Regions from separate parts of the Mus musculus genome. Here regions 1 and 3 are each linked to region 2. A link is a loop called in an ENCODE intact Hi-C map of the cell type or tissue named here. Cell type or tissue: left cerebral cortex. All regions are shown on one strand. Each heading gives the region's core, and the rest is flanking DNA. Links, peaks and the distances in the headings are about the cores only. Region 1 overlaps Tsga10 (testis specific 10). Region 2 has its middle 6.2 kb from the start of Cracdl. Region 3 has its middle 6.6 kb from the start of Lipt1.

Evidence for each region. Hi-C counts contacts between places; a loop is a spot of excess contacts. Peaks named below come from ENCODE experiments on the same cell type or tissue, not always from the same donor. Only the 100,000 strongest peaks of a DNase experiment are listed, where the experiment ranks them.
Region 1: a loop joins it to region 2, with 4 times the contacts of the local background. A loop is called at or near these places in 4 of 42 quality-filtered maps.
Region 3: a loop joins it to region 2, with 9 times the contacts of the local background. A loop is called at or near these places in 9 of 42 quality-filtered maps.

The regions. Positions count from the first base shown.
Region 1 is chr1:37,799,279-37,804,721 of GRCm38, reverse strand. Tsga10 (testis specific 10) reads left to right here. Exons shown (of 18, transcript NM_001290721.1): 13 at 1-93; 14 at 2,817-3,002. Among named protein-coding and RNA genes, the nearest start is that of Tsga10, 53 kb to the left of the region's middle. In left cerebral cortex, for the core only: a CTCF peak has its summit at 2,230 (motif pointing right); a DNase peak (open chromatin) is centred at 2,240.
Region 2 is chr1:37,723,253-37,728,695 of GRCm38, reverse strand. No RefSeq gene overlaps it. Among named protein-coding and RNA genes, the nearest start is that of Cracdl, 6.2 kb to the right of the region's middle. In left cerebral cortex, for the core only: no CTCF peak of the experiment used is centred there; DNase peaks (open chromatin) are centred at 442, 1,314, 2,054 and 2,724; H3K4me3 peaks cover 690 bases; H3K27ac peaks cover 4,623 bases.
Region 3 is chr1:37,862,915-37,868,357 of GRCm38, reverse strand. It overlaps a transcript of Tsga10 not described here. Among named protein-coding and RNA genes, the nearest start is that of Lipt1, 6.6 kb to the left of the region's middle. In left cerebral cortex, for the core only: CTCF peaks have their summits at 1,081 (motif pointing right) and 3,239; DNase peaks (open chromatin) are centred at 1,848, 2,352, 2,638, 3,228 and 1 more place; H3K4me3 peaks cover 2,898 bases; H3K27ac peaks cover 1,920 bases.

The DNA of each region.
Region 1 (5,443 bases), core at 133-5,132, 76 kb before region 2:
AATGATACTCATAACGAACTCAGTGACATAAAGCAGAAGGTCCAGGACACGAATCTGGAGGTTAACAAGTTGAAGAACATATTAAAGTCTGAGGTACACAGAGACAGTTTTTCCTTTGCTCATGATACAAGTGTTGGTAAGACCTAATTTAATGATCTGTTACACTCACCAGATTTGTAGATCAAGTCTTTATTTAATCAGATATTACAGTTTTGACTGTGCAGATTAACCATTTACATTTAGAATCACCAGTGTCCTAGAAGATGACACTAGAACATGTTTTCTTTCAGTTTGCTAAATTTAGAGTAAACATCCTAGGTAAGTAGATTCTCTCTAATCAAAGAACAATGGGCATAAAATCCTGAGTTTTCTGTTACATACTGACTAAAGTGGCTTTTCCTGATTGTTTGACAGGGCAGAATGGATCTCACTAATTTTAGAACATCTGTTTCTAAGAACCAGTAGACTACAGTCATTTGCACATCTCTTTAGCCACTATTTGATATAAGGTGTGTGTGTGTGTGTGTGTGTGTGTGTGTGTGTGTGTGTGACTTCAGAGATTTCTGAATGTGGATGTATGTATCTGCTCTGTAATAATACAGTTTGTCTGAATATAGAGCTGCACTTAGTGCTGTGTATTAAGTACATAGAGATGTACTTCGGTAAAATGTCTAAAATAGTGTAATAGATCAGTATCATAGGTGTGGTGTTACCTACATGAGACTCAAAGTGTCTATGGGAACTTTACTTCCATAATCTGTGTATGTGATTTAGCATATCATTTAATATCTGCATACAAACATATTTTGAACATTTGTTCATAGTGTACATAAACAACATTTTCAAGGGCTTGGTGAGGTAAGCCATTCTTAGGACTCCTAGATTGTACCTGTCACCTTCAGGAGCTTTGGAACTTCTGAGTCCAGGGGAACATACATTTGATTAGAAAGGGTGGCATATTCATTCTTTGATTATTTTATTAGCTCAGGATTTCTGATAGAGAAATTTACTGTTTCCAGGAAGGAGAGCATTCCTGACATTAGTGAGATAATAACTGACATTTAAAGAGCAGGCTAGGCAGACCACAGTACTGAGGCTTTCTTTCTCTCTATGCATGTGTATTCTATGTGAATCTGTGTGTCTATCTGCGTGTGAGTGTGGATGCCTGCAGAGGCTAGATGCCCCTCAAACCAAAGGTTCAGAAAGTTGTAAGTTGTCCAACATGGTTGCTGGGAAACAAACTCGGGTTTTTACAGGAGCAGGATGAGCCATCTCGCCAGTCCCTAAGATAAGATAGCAATGGTTATTCAGCATAGTATATTATTTATGGAACTGATTTTCCCTGTAGAAAGCAGGTCCTACTTCAACTAATTTATTTATGGGATCACATTGAAGATTAAAAAAATCTTGAGTGGGTAGGGAAGTGGGGGGAGGGTATGGGGGACTTTTGGGATAGCATTGGAAATGTAATTGAGGAAAATATGTAATAAAAAAAAATCTGATTCCAGCTGGGTGTGGTGGCGCACACCTTTAATCCCAGCACTCGGGAGGCAGAGGCAGGCAGATTTCTGAGTTCAAGGCCAGCCTGGTCTACAAAGTGAGTTTCAGGACAGCCAGAGCTACACAGAGAAACCCTATCTCTAAAAACAAACCAACCAACCAAATAAACAAAAACTCTGATTCCTGCAGGTGGTAGATACAGCTCAGTGGTAAAAGTACTTGCCTAGTATGTGCACGGTTCTGGATTCAATCCTAGTATTGCCAGAGATAACCTGGCTCTGTATTATATGTACAACTTATACATGAGTGTATATTATTAGCATACATTTGGTATTTTTGAACAATACTTTTGAGCAATTTCTGACAAAATAGTAAAAAGTTCAAAAAAAATTAAAGTCTGTGACCAAGAAAATTATGGCTCAGAGACAGGAGACATGGCTTAGTGTTAAAGAGCACTCTTCCAGAGGACCCAAGTTCAGTGTTCAGAACTAAAGTCAGCTCCTGGGAACCCAAAATCTCTGGTCTCCAAGGGCACCAGCTCTCAATGTGAATACACACACACACACACACACACACACAGAGAGAGAGAGAGCAGTTAAAAATAATATAAATAAATCTTATTAGATATTGACCCTTAAGATGTGAAAGGGTCATATAGAAATTCTGTGGCCAGTATATCAGATGGTTGGGAACAAGGGAGTGGTAGTGAGAAGGTTGGCAGCTGAGGCCAGCAGGGGTCAGTAAACAGTCATGGAGGAAAAGATTCCCTTAGAAGAAACACAGCATGTGTTTGTCCAGGTCCTCTAGAGAAAGTACCCAAGGAGCTAAAGGGGTCTGCAACCCTATAGATGGAACAACAATATGAACTAACCAGTACCCCCGGAGCTCATGTCTCTAGCTGCATATGTAGCAGAAGATGGCCTAGTCAGCCATCATTGGGAAGAGAGGCCCCTTGGTCTTACAAACTTTATATGCCTCAGTACGGGGGAACGCCAGCGCCAAGAAGTGGGAATGGGTGGGGGTCTGGGGGGACTTTTGGGATAGCATTTGAAATGTAAATAAAGAAAATACCTAATTAAAAAATAAATTAAAAAAAAAAGAGTAATCTGCTGAGTGAGGAACTGATGGACGCAGGTTGGGGCATTCTTCTTTATGTTCCTTACAGGTTGACCATCTTTCTAGGCTAAGGGGTTAGTAGGATTTCTTCAGGGTTATGTACCAGTGATTTCCCAGTGGCCTAGATAGCAGTGTTCCAAAAGCACTTTATGTTAAATACTTTTAAAGTTTTAAAGTAATACACAAGATTTGCTTTTTAGGAATCTGAGAACCGGCAAATAATGGAACAACTCCGAAAAGCCAATGAAGATGCTGAAAACTGGGAAAATAAGGCCCGCCAGACAGAGGCAGAAAACAACACCCTCAAACTGGAACTTATCACTGCTGAAGCAGAGGGCAACAGATTAAAGGAAAAAGTTGATGCCCTTAACAGAGAGGTTGAGCAAGTAAGTTTGCAGAAATGTGCTTACAGTGTCTCACGTGTCATACTAAGTGAGCTTGGCTTGGCTCAACATAATGTCAATCAGTTGAATTATATAAATGGACTGTAAGTTAGAGCCCCTTAAGTACTCTTCTATCCACCTTGGTTCTCAGGTACCCACAACCAGAAAAATTATCAGCTTTTTATTTCTTAGTTGGGAACTGTTCGGGGGGGGGGACCCAAATTTTTAAAAAATAATAAAACAGATCTATTTTTATCCTACAGCTATAAGAACATTAGCATGTTTCCACATTTGTTTCATATAGCTTTGTTTAAGGAAACATATCATCAGAGTCGGGAGTAATGTGTCTCAGTGGTTAAGAGCTCTTGCTGATCTTCCAGAAGACCCGAGTTCCATTCCCAGGAGCCACATGGGGTGGCTCCTACCACCTGTCATTGCAGCTCCAGGAGAATGGCTTCCCCTCGTGGCCTCCACAGATGCCAGCACCCATGTGGTACACACACACACACGCACACACACAAAATAAAAATAAGATAAATTAAAAGAAAGCAAACATTAAGCTATAGCTTCTCACACACATACTGGGTATGTGTAACTTTGACATTATTCTAGCTGTTTCTCACGAGCTCATACTCTGTCTGTGCATCTCTTACCTATCCATGATAGTTAATGCTTTCTATTTTCAAGTCAGGTTTGCAATGTGTGTGTGTGTGTCACCTGCCAGTGTAGTAGTGGTGTGTGTGTGTGTGTGTGTGTGTGTGTGTGTACTGTGTGTTGTGTGTGTTTGTGTGTGTGTGTTTTAAGATTTTATTTTTATTTTTAAAAAGACTTTATTTATTTTATGTATATTAGTACACTGTTGCTGTTTTCAGACGCACCAGAAGAAGGCATCAGATCCTATTAAAAATGGTGTGGTTGCTGGGAATTGAACTCAGGACCTCTGAAAGAGCAGCCAGTGCTCTTAACTGCTGAGCCATCTCTCTAGGCCCACCATGTGGCTCTATTTTTATTTTTAGTTGTATGTATGTATGTATGTATGTATGTATGTATGTATGCATGTGCATGTGTGAGAAAGAGGGAGAGGGAGGGGGCTTGTGCATGTGAGTCCAGTGCCCATGGTGTTGGATCTCCTGGAACTGGAGTTACATATGGTTGTTAGCAGCCTGACTTGGTTTCTGTGAATCAAACTTCTGTTTGACAATGCAGTATGTTCTCTTAATTGCTGAGTCATCTCTCCAGTCCTTGTCATCAAGTCTGTATTTGTTAGGGCTGGAGGTTTGGTTTGGTATCAAGCCTAGAACATCTGAAGGCCTGAATTCATCCCTGGCATGACAAATAATTTTATTTAAGTAATAAAATATACTAATTATGTGTTTGCAACAACGTTAAAGCTTCATCTGATTCGTTACACACATCCATCAGACAGCGGCATATATTCATTGTATCAATGTTGTCTTGCTTAAATTATCCCCACATTAAGGGGAATTTAATTTTCCCCCCTTTCTGTAGTGAAGGGCTGTGTAACAAACATTCTTTTTATTTCTCTTGGCTCTGTTTTCTTAGGCTTATGCTTGGAAGCGAGTGCCTAGTCTAAGACACACAATTTCGCTTAGTTTATCAAATTGCTTTCTAAAAGTTTACTCTTGCCAGAAACCATGGGTTATGATTTGCTTAAATACTATATTCTGTATTATGAGCCTTAATTTTTCCACAGTTGGGTTCTATGTTTCCTAGATTACAAGTGAAACTGAACGTCTTTAATGCTGCTTTTTAAAAACGACAACTGAATCTTTTACCAAAACAAAGTGTCCTCAAACCCCACGAAAATTACACGACCTCTCAGAAGCAACTGTGCATCAGAAATTAATTTGAAAGTCTTCCTTCCATACATTGTTAACAAAGCCCTTTCTAGGATGAGCGTCCTCTGTGCCAAAACCACTGTGTTCTAAGAATATCTTTGATGGACATGTGAGACCTCTTGAGGTTTTTCCTTCAGCAAGAGCAAAACCAGTACTAAAAGCCCAATAGCAGGAAGCTGAGGGTTTCTGGCAGAGACTGGCTGACACTTGCCTGATTCACATTTTGTCAACAGCAGGTGGCACATACCTGATGAAGACACAAGTTACAGGGTTCAGTGTTTATTGACCACTTAAGGTTTCTCTTGCTGTTGGTAATTAACACTTCTCTAAATCATCCTGGTGATGGTTGTGGTGGCAGCGTGCCCCAATGTTCTGGATTCTCAAATGAAACACACACACACACACACACAGAGAGAGAGAGAGAGAGAGAGAGAGAGAGAGAGAGAGAGAGAGAGAGAGAGAGGGAGAGAGAGAGAGAGAGAGAGAGAGAGAACCTTCTATTTTAATATGCCTTAAAAGGCTCAATGGTTGGACCACTCCCAAACTTCCACGTTGCTAATGCCTCCCCTCCAATACTCCTGAGTT
Region 2 (5,443 bases), core at 181-5,180:
CCCCTTCTCCCCAGCTACATCTATAAAATGTTTTCCAAATAAGGTCATATTCAAGATGCTTGCAGATAAGGTGCGAGCAGATGAGCCTGAGAGGAATGAATTCAACTTGCAACCCGTTGCCTGGTTTGTCTAAATGGTGATCACCCAGGGAAGTTCCAGTGACCCTCTGAGTATCTCCAGTGATGAGCTGGGTGCGATACATCAGTGATGAGAAGCTTACAGCTTGAGTATCCCCAGATCTGTGCAAGCCCTGAGCGCCCTGTGGGGTCGGCAAGGCCCTAGTCGCCTTTCCCCAGCCCCCCCACAGCTCTTCTCCCTCAAGAGAGCCTCCTTCCCAGACCCTCCCCGTGAATCCCAGCTCCTCCAGCCGCCCTGGATTCCACGAGCTTCATTTCCTTAACTCAGCAAAGCTGCCAGACTCCAGCTTCCTTCTCTCTCTCTGCCCACGCAGCACAGAAACCACCTTCAGGCAAGAAGCCAAGGTGATCTTCAGGCTCAGCGTTCATTTCTCTGTTCTTAGGGACCACAGCGCTCTGCTGCTGTTTTAGTTAGGTGAGCATAATCATTTCCTGTTTTGTTTTGGTTTTTCCCCAGTGTCCAGTTGTTTAACCCTTTGTATACCGCTGCATTCACCTGTATTGATTTGTGTGTGTGTGTGTGTGTGTGTGTGTGTTTGTGTTGTGTTGGATACTAGAATATGGGGTATATGTGCACCACAGCTGAGCTAAAGGACCGCAGAGCCATATTCCCAAGTTCTCACAAAGGCCCACACAGACCTGTTCACTGGTCCCCTCCCAAGCCGCACATGTACTCAGGAAAATGTTCGCTTAGGACAATCCCCTTTGAGGCCAAAGGGGAAGGCAAGTGACAGGAGGGGAGTGTAGCACCCCTAAACTTCAGGCAATCCAAAACAAAAAACAAAAAACAAAAAGCATGGCTCCTGTCTGTCATATGTAGCTGGTGCGACCGGCCCCACGGTTTCATCGTTCTGTCCCATGGACTAAACGGAAAGACGTTCAAGTTTCTGTCATACACTTGAGTTGAGATACACCAAATTACCATAACCTGAATTCAATACTTTCTCTAGATTCTCCACAAAGAGAGGAGAATTGACTTCTCATTTAAATGCGACACTCACCATAAGGGTCTTGGGGGCTGACCACTGGATCACGTGAATAGTCTCACGTGACTATTTACTGCTGTTTCAACTTTGACAGGGTCCCCCTGGGTTCCAGGTAGCTGGAATGCAGATATGTTGTCCAATTGTATTTGGAGCAAAAAAAAGGGAGCATATGTGTGCCACCATCACCCGCTCTGCATCTGACTCATGCGGAAGCAGTCTGTGCTTGGCATTGCGGTAAGAGACTTGCAGAGGACCTGTACCCAACATTTCCCATAATGCCCTCACCAGTGCTTTTCACCAACAGCCCAGCGCTACTTAGGAGCTTCCTTCCCCCTGCCCCCCCCCCCCGCCCCCTGCCCCCAACCCCCACCAGGGTTTCAGGAAATTACGCATACTCCCACTGAGTGGAAAACTTCAAATCAATGATTGCCACTGATCCCTTTGAAGGGATTGGTTGCCAGTTGTTGCTCTACTAATGGAACATTATACAAAGGCTTGTTGGAATGAGGGTTTGGAAAGGAAGACTAGCAAAAACCAAGGAAGCTTGCCTACCAAAGGTAGTCCAGGAATGCTTCGAGCTGCGAGAGAACTCTAATGCACACTAAACTGAGACTCGGTTTTATCTCATCTGTGCACAGGGCTTCCCACCCCTAGGCGATTCTGTATGGACTCGACGCTGATCAGGCAATAGACAAATTAGATTCAAAATACAATCAAGAAAACTTGCCACAGATCCATGAAATAAACCACAGACCTCCCTCCATTCTAAGGGGACGGGGTGAGGCAAATAATAGCCAGGAAGTGACTGCTATCCTCTTTCCTCTCAGCAAATCTGCGAATCTACCCGAGGACTCATCGGCACAGTCAGACCACGGATTTACCATCCCCGCTCCTGGTTTTCCATGGAAACAATGAAAAAAATTATTCCGCACCCTCCTTCCACTCCAGACACTATTTTTAGTGCTACCATTTGCTATAGAAACACTGGCTTCGTTCTCTCACCTTCATGCCACAGCCTCTCACTGACAGAGATGGCAGCAGCTGCTTAAGCAGTTTTCAGAAGAGAGGATGTGTTTTGGGTACCAAACACCTGCCTTCTGAGCACCTTTTGTTTGCAACTCAGCCACAAATTAGGAACAGCCCAAATATTGGCCACTAAAATATTTTAGTGATTAAAAGTACCTTTGAAAAAAAATTATACTCTATCAAATCAGTAAGGTATGATTTTCCAAGCAAAGGGGCTAAGAGTATGGCCATTTGTTCTGCTGTGAAGATAGTTGTTTTGAAAATCTGTGACGACCAGAGAAATTCCACAAAGTGCAGACCTGGACCGGGAAGTGGCTTGTCTGTACACACAGAGGTGGGCGGGGTTTGTGCGCCCCCTCTGCTCAATGCAGGGGTGAGGCGGTGCTTGGCTGTCAGTGGGTAGCCTTGGAGCAGGCACCTTTTCTTCCAGAAAATGAGGAAGGAAAGCACATTTTCTAAGATCCTGGGCAGATCTAAGCTTCCATACCCTAGTCACGTAGCACATCGTGCTGGGGAGGCGAGAGAGGCTCCAGGAAGCTCCATCTAAATGAAAGCCGTGGATGGCATTGGGTACCAGAGACACAGCAGCGCGCTCATTGGCACAGATTATCACTCTTATTCAGCGCCTTACATTTAGACTCCCACATTTGTTCTCCTTGTTTCTAAATTAGTCAGTGTAAAGACTTTTAAAAGATTAGCTGGTTTAAAGCCACATTTGCAAAAAGGAGCTATGTGGGCCAGCACAAAAATCAGATACACGCTTGTTTTATCTCTCTGCTTGAGAGAAGAGTAGCGATTTGGACGTTTTCTTGATAATTAAGAGTTCCCAGTTCTATTATTTTAAATATTATTCCATATAAACACAATATTATTGTTACTGGCATTGTTCCCCAATCATGTTCCAGATTCTTCCACATCCAGAAACCTGACCACTTATTTGCATAAACAAAGTAACAAGTGTTTTCCCAAACAGCTAGGAGGAAGCATTCAACCATGGTGTTCTATGGAAAGCAGTACATATCATCGATGCCTAAAAGCGACGCAATTCTGATGGTTAGGTGTCCCGAATAAAAGAGCAAACCATTTGTGAAAGGGGGAAAGGACTAATAACAAATCTTGTAACATTTGGGTGGGTAAAATGAAGATTGTCTTGGAAGCATTGTGATGTACTTGGGGGAAAATCTGTGCATTGCCGAAGAGTCTATATGTAGCTTAAAGGTACTTAAATAGTCAAGATTCCAAAACAGATCACCACTATTTATCATGAAACAACAACAATAACAGGAACAAATGATGTCTCTTAGCCAAGAGTCTGGACCCTATTAGAGTGGGCAACGATAGCCTTCATTTAGAATACTAATTATTAAGCTTATACAGGCAGCAATTGACCCGAGCGTGTCTGATGGACCACTGCCACAGACGGTGCCAGTGAGCAGGAACTGTGGAATGGAACCCAGCAATGAGATGGGAAATCTAAACAAATGTTTTACTAGTCACCCTTTGTCGTGATAATAAATTGCCAAAAGCTCAGTGGGGGTGTGCATGTTGTGCACCTGTGTGCGTATGTTTGTGTTTGATATGCGTGTGAATGCGTGTGTGCTGTAAACATGTGCACCCTTGCATTTGTGGAGCCCAGAGGGAAATGGCCTCCTCTAGCCTGCCGTTGTTCCTTTGAGGCAATGGCTCCCACTGGAGCTCTGCTGCTGCCTGGGCCAGGCTTCTCGGCCAACAATCCTCCTGTCTCCGATGCATCACGTGGGTGCTGAGAATCAGGTCCCCCCGCTTTACCCACTGCGCCATCCCCCTAGCTCCAAAATGGTAGCTTTGAGTAAGTTAACCCATTTATAGTTCTGGGTTTTAAAGCCCTGGTAGAAGAAATCTCACCAGGATAAAATTCAATGGATTTTATTGATAACATTGACACAAATCAAGGCTTATATTCTTTTGGAGGCTCAAGTAGGGAGAAACTGTATCCTTCCCTTTGTAGCATTAGCAAATTCCCACTTTTCTGGGCTTACGGCCCCCTCTCCCACCCTAAGGCACTGTTCAGTGGGTTTCTCTAGTTCCCTGCCACTTCTCAGAACGCCATCAGCCCCTTCTCCCATGAGCAGCTTTATTACAGTGCTGGACCCACCCATATGATGTAGGAAACTCCTCCTATCTGCTCTCAGATGATGAATAGTTACCGTTCTGTAACTATTTAATTTCCTGCGAGAAACAAACCCATAGACAAGCTCTTCACAAGAGACTATGGTAGGAAATGGGAACGCACAGCATCAGAGAGCAGTCATGGCCGGCAGGGAGCCACCCAGGGACAATGAAAATGTAACCACGGTGTCTCAGGCCTGTGGAGCCAGGGCCTCGGGCCCACTCATACTGATTCACTTGGAGACACCCCCCAGCAGCTCTCTTAAGGAAGGAAATGCTGGTAAATCCTCACTGGTGGATCATCCCCATACAGTCAAAGAATGCCATAGCATACCTTGGAATCAAGGCAGTAGTACAATACTAAACATTAAATTGTGGGATAGCCATCAAGCAGAACCTTAGCAAGCCGTTGGGAATCTATACTTAGGAAGACATCATTATCACATGCAGAGATCCTTGTATTTTAATGTAGTTCTTTAAAGAGAATATATAATTATTTGCCTTAGCCTTAACTATGGAGGGGTGAGGGTGGGGGTATGGGATTGAGCCAAGGCTTTGGGTGTCCTAGGTAAGTGCTTTACCTCTGAGGTGAATCTCTCTCCTTGTGCCTTAACTCCAGTTACACAGGAGACATTTGTATACCCTCTTTATAATAAATAAAAATGGAAGCAAAACAAAAACCAAAGAAACAGAAAACAAAATAAAACAAAACAAAACCAGCAATAGGAGTGACTTCTGGGGTTGGAACCACTGGTGCTCTCCACTTCTTTCTCCTTTATGTAGGGCCCATCTGGGGTTCAGAAAGCAATTAAGCATTCAAAGAAAAGCCCAGCGAGGCTGGAGACCTCTTTCTGGGTTTAACCTGAGCAGCTCTGCATTTTCTTGGCTTCCCTTCCCGCCAAGCCTGGCTGTAGGAATGGAGGAGGTTGGTGTAGGTTGTGGTTTTAAGCGGGGGGGGGGGGGGGGGGGGGGGGGGGGCAGGGCTCCTGGCACTGGTGTCCGGGTGGGTGGCTTTGCGTAGCTGCCTCGAGGATCAAGGCCAGAGTGGCTGGAGAGGGAGTGGGCTAAGGCAGAGGGAAGGCAACAGAACAAACTCTGGGCAATGACTGGGAATAGGTCAGTTGGGGAAACTGAGTCTGGAACGGA
Region 3 (5,443 bases), core at 323-5,322, 140 kb before region 2:
TCCTCTCCCATCCCGAGATGCCCTTTTCTCTATCCTTTAGTTTATATTAAGGAGATAGTGCAACGAGACAATAGATATAGCTATTAAATATTAGCATACAAGAATATGTTCAGAACACGAGGTGGAGCTCAGTGGTAGAGTTGCAGGTTTAGCATTGTCCCATGCCTTCCATTCACTCCCCAGCATCAAACCAAAACAGAAACCAAACAATGAACCAAGCAAACAGACCACAACAGAAACCCCTGTATTGTATAAACGGTTACAAGTCCCCACCTATCCAGATACAAAGTAGTCTTCATTACATCCATCATCACTTGGGACAGCACTATGTGATATCTCGACAACAGATATAGGTTTAGCTTTTCTCATTCGAGATATCATTATAAAATGATAGTTACCACAAGAGGAACTATTCGAATTGGAAGGAACTACTTCCTAACTCTGAATTGAAGGCAGCCCGCCAGAAAAGACTCATGGTCTGGAGTGCTTCTGAAGGCAGGTGACTTATGGTTCTTTCCTACAGAGCCGTCAGCAGAGCGCTCTCAGAACAGGGAGGAAGGTAGAGGGCTCCACAGCAAACTCCCCAAATGGAAGTGCAGTACATAAAAAGTACTCGACAGACATAGTTATGTTAGCTAATTTACATATTCCCAAGATAATGGCAAAGTAAAGTATATAGAGAAGTATCTCTCTCTCTCTCTCTCTCTCTCTATATATATATATATATATACATATATATGTCACACAAACTTATCTATACATACATACATACATACATACATACATACATTCAGGGTTTCTCTGTGTAGCCTTAGCTGTCCAGGAACTTGTTCTGCAGACCAGGCTGACCTTAGACTCACAGAGATCCACCTGCCTCTGCCTCCTGAGTACTGGGATTAAAGGCATGCACTATCACTGCCCAGCATAGAACAATATGTTTTATAATGGAATGTTTTTTTAAAATATCAAACTTTCAGCAATAAAAAATACAATTCTAATTTTTATTGAAACGTATTTTTATTTTATGTGTATGAATGTTCTGCCTGCATGTATGTGTGCACTGTGTGCATGTAGTGCCTGTGGAGACCAGAAGAGGGCAGCAGACCCTTTGGAACTGGAATTAGAGGGTTGTGAGTCACCTTATGGATGCTGGGACTTGAATCTGGGTTCTGTAGAAGAGCAGCAGCCAGTGCTCTTAACCACTTCTCCAGCCCCAAGCTTGCTTGCTTGCTTGATTGCTTTCCCTTTTCCTTTTTCCTTTCCTTTCCTTTCCTTTCCTTTCCTTTCCTTCCCTTCCCTTTCCTTTTTCCTTTCCCTCCCCTCCCCTCCCTTTCCTTTTTCCCTTCCCTCCCCTCCCCTCCCCTCCCCTCCCCTCCCTTCCCCTTTCCTTTCTGTTTCTTCCTTTCTTTCTTTTTTTGACACTGGATCTCAGTGTCTGGCACAGAGCCTGGCACAGAGAACAGTTTTCAGATGAAGAATTGTGGCTAAGGTTAAATCCAACCAGGGGTGGTTTTTACAGGACAAACCTATAGTACACATAAAGTAATCAAAAAATTTAAAGCTAAAATTTACAAAGACCCCTCCCCAGGTAAAAATGACAGTCAATAAACGGGCTAATGAAATGGGCCATTCTCAAAAGAAGAAACATGTATGACCAGTAAATGTTCTGAAAAGTTCTGAACAGCATTAGCAATCAGGGAAATGCAAATTAGGGTTCTCCCTCACTCCAAATCAGAAGAGCCATCATCATGAAAACAAATTACAAGTGCTGGCAAGGATGCGATGAGTCCCTTTACAGTGCTGGAGGGCATGCAAACCGATGTGAACTCAGTGTGAAGACTTCTCAAAAACACAAAAAACAGAGCTACCTATGACTTAGTGTTACTGCTTCTGACACGCCCAGAGGTCTTCATACACTACCACAGGGACACTTGAACATTCATGTTTATTGCTGCGTTATTCACAATAGCCAGGAAATGGATCCAGCTTACACCGGAACAGATGAATCAATAATGGAAACATTATACATATACGATGGAACTTTACTCAACTATAATGGAAAATGAAGTCACGAAATCTGCAGAAAAATGGATTTGGAAATTATTTGAAACGAGATAATCCACACTCACGAAGTCAGATGCCATTATGTTCTTTTTTGCGTGCCGATTCTAACATATTAAGTAGGGGGTATATACGGGTGTGTGGGTACAGTTCATGAAACTGCAAGGTGAGGGGGAAAAGAGTGGTTTGGGGGTAACAGAACACTATGACAGGAAAGCAGAAGGGGACCACTGGAGTGAACCGGCAAAAGAGGGGGGATGGGAGAAAAGGCGCAGGAGAAACAACAGAAACAAATTCTGAACGCAAATGCCACAAGAAATCCCGTGTACTTTGTATACTAATAAAATAAGTAAAAACAGACAGGGTTAAAAAAAAAGCTTCTGGCTAAAGATGGGTAGAAGCGGTTACGCACTCACAAAGCAGTAAGACAAAATGTCTTTCATGCTAAACTGTAAGAAACAATGGTAGCATAGCGCGGTGCTCATTTCTTTCCATTTAAAAAGATTCAAGATGCCATTTTAACTTAGTTGGGTAGCCAAAAATACCACGTCGGATAAGAAAAGAAGGCTCAAATCTGCTCACTGGTAGGAGCCAAACTTGGGGTAAAAACTTTAGATACAGTATTTAACATCTCACAAGGTTTTATAGCCTTTCTCGGTTTTCATCGCCAGGCTTGCTAGAGAGGACTGGCATGTAGAGAAGAAATGTCAGCCTGGCGTAGGGGAGATGATTGCTGGGTCTGACATTTCCGAGGTCCATTCTGAGACTGGTGGCCAGGTGCCACGCTCACCCGGAAAGATCGGCTCCCGCCGGTAAGCTGCAACAGGGCACCCCACCTGAAGGCTCCCACAGCACAGCTTCCTGACCATTGCTGCGCACTGGAGCAGCTCTAGGGAGTAACCGCTTCCCTCAGCCAAGAACGCCTGGGGCTCCTGGGACCGCAGCAGTGGCTCAGCCCTGGGCAATAGCCTTCGCGCCTGCGCGGGCTAGAGGATGGTTACTAGGAGACCGGACGCAGGGGTCGGCCATCTCGGCGCTGCGTGGCCGTGCGCCTGCGCGGCACCGATGGGCCCGGAAAAGGCTTCCAGTCGGAGCCCTGAGAGGCGGGCCGGCGGCGGTCCACGTCGCTACGTGCTCGCTCGGGTGCGCGCGCACGATCCGTAGTCTCCGCGAGAGGGCGTGTCGAGACAGGTACGCGTGCGCACGGGTGCTAGGGCGCGCCGGACGGAAGTGGAGCGTAGGCGCCGGGGAGGTGGAAGAAGAGCCCCGCTCAGGTACAGAGCGTGAGGGCGGGGCGTCGGCCAGCCCGGAGCTAACCGCTCCCGCCCTCTTCCCGCTGCGCCACACGGAGCGCCTGCCTCCGCCGGGGCGGGGCCCAGGGAGCGGGAAGGAGGAGACTGGGGAGGAGACAGGGGCGGGAAGGAGGAGACTAGGGCGGAGGATGGAGGCCGGGGTGGGGCTGGATGTCCCGCTGAGGCGGAGGCCCCTCAGTGGCCGGGATGAGCTCCGGGGAGAACGACGGCCAGGGAGGTCGGGGGAGGGCTGCGGAGCTCCAGGGAGGAGTCGCGGAGGTGCGCTGGGCTAGAGAAGAGCCATCCCGGGGCGGCTGCAAGAGGGTGGGGAGAGCCTGACTGTGGCCCGGGTTGGGCATCGCTGCTTAGGCGGCTGCGTCGCGGACCTGCCGGGTGGGAATGGGTTCCAGGAGCAAAGCTTACCCTAGTTTCAGGGGAGTTCATGGTTGAGCCCAGTTCCTATGGTGACCGCTTCGCTGCCTGCCTCAGCTTGGTTGTTGGGGGACTGTTTTGCTTAGAGACACTGTGAGGTGAAGCTGTGGCATTTGGGAGCTCAGCCTGTCTATTCCTGAACCCCTCAGTCTCTCTTAATCTCTTCTTAATAGACTAGGAGGCAGGTGAAGGCAGAAATTGAGATTTTGCATGGAAAAAAAATCTCATAATCTCTTTATAGTTTATAGAAGAAAGGCAAGGTAGGCTGTCTTGTTTGAAAAAATTATTCAAGTCTGTCATGCACTTGATACCTAAAAAGTATATATGTACATAAGGATACATGTATTTGTATATATCTCTCAGTCAACGATTTAGACACTAAGAAAAATTTGCACAAGTGGCTGTTTTCTCTAAGCCCCTGTAAATCTATGTGACCTACGGTCTTTGTCATTTCAAATTTATTCTGGTTTTCAGGACTTCGAGTACATTTTGTTCACTTTCAGGAAATAAAGTCATAGTAATTTCGGAATAGAATAGGTTGTTAAGATAAAGGGACGTTATCGTATTTAACTGTGCTTCAAGAACAAACCAGTTGTATTTTAATTAAACAATAAACTAAGTTCTTCTGTCTTAATTATTGAGAAAGAAATAAGGTAAAATTACATTCATCAATATTCTTTGAAATTCCAAACCTCGATATTGTTTATTGGCAGTTTCAAAAACAGGTTTTACTTACTTTCCAAAGAAGAATCACTGTTGTAGTCCAGCTATAACCAGGCAAGGAGAGAGTCTCTGGGTTCTGCCTTATTTGTTTAAAAATAATTTGGTTTTAAAGTTTTCCATAAGTAGGGGCCATTAGAACAGGTGTTATTTATTCTCTCAGGCATCACATGCTCTTGCTCTTTGCTTGTTGCCCAGACTGACAATGTTAGGCATTCGGGCCATTAGAACAGGTGTTATTTATTCTCTCAGGCATCACATGCTCTTGCTCTTTGCTTGTTGCCCAGACTGACAATGTTAGGCATTCCCTTGCTTTTCCTAATAGTTTTATCATCTTATGTGAACACACAGCATACAGTCTGCCTTGTTATGGAACTTTATATAAGAGGAATTGTAACACGTGTTCTACAGCTTCTGTGCTTAACACTTAGAGATTGTAGCCTTATTGCTTCTAGGTACTTTGCTGGTTAGTGTTCCATTGTAAAGATATACCACGATTTACTGTTGGTGGACAGTAGGTTTTAAAATAACGGACAGGGTTATGGATATTAAAATATATGCATCTCATGTTTTGAGGAGAGGCGGTTGGAAAGGTAGTGCTTTTTGTTTTAGTTACACCATTAGTCTTAGTCTTAAGTTACTAATCCCTTTGGTCCAGAAAAGCCTTCAGAGAACAACTGACCCCTTTCTTGTGTTTCTAAGGTCTTGTTTCACTCTTCATTGAGGACATAAGTAATTTCTTTAGAGATTGGATTGTAGAAACGAGATGAGCTTGGAGCTTGAATTGGAATGACTGGAAAGATTTTGTTGTTGTTTACCTTAAGAAAAGTTTAAACTTTAATGACTTTTGTCCCTTCCCAACTTTTGCTGATATTTTTTAAACATATAATCTTAACTTCTATTTCACTGAAAAATTAAAGTCCCAGTAGATAGGAAGT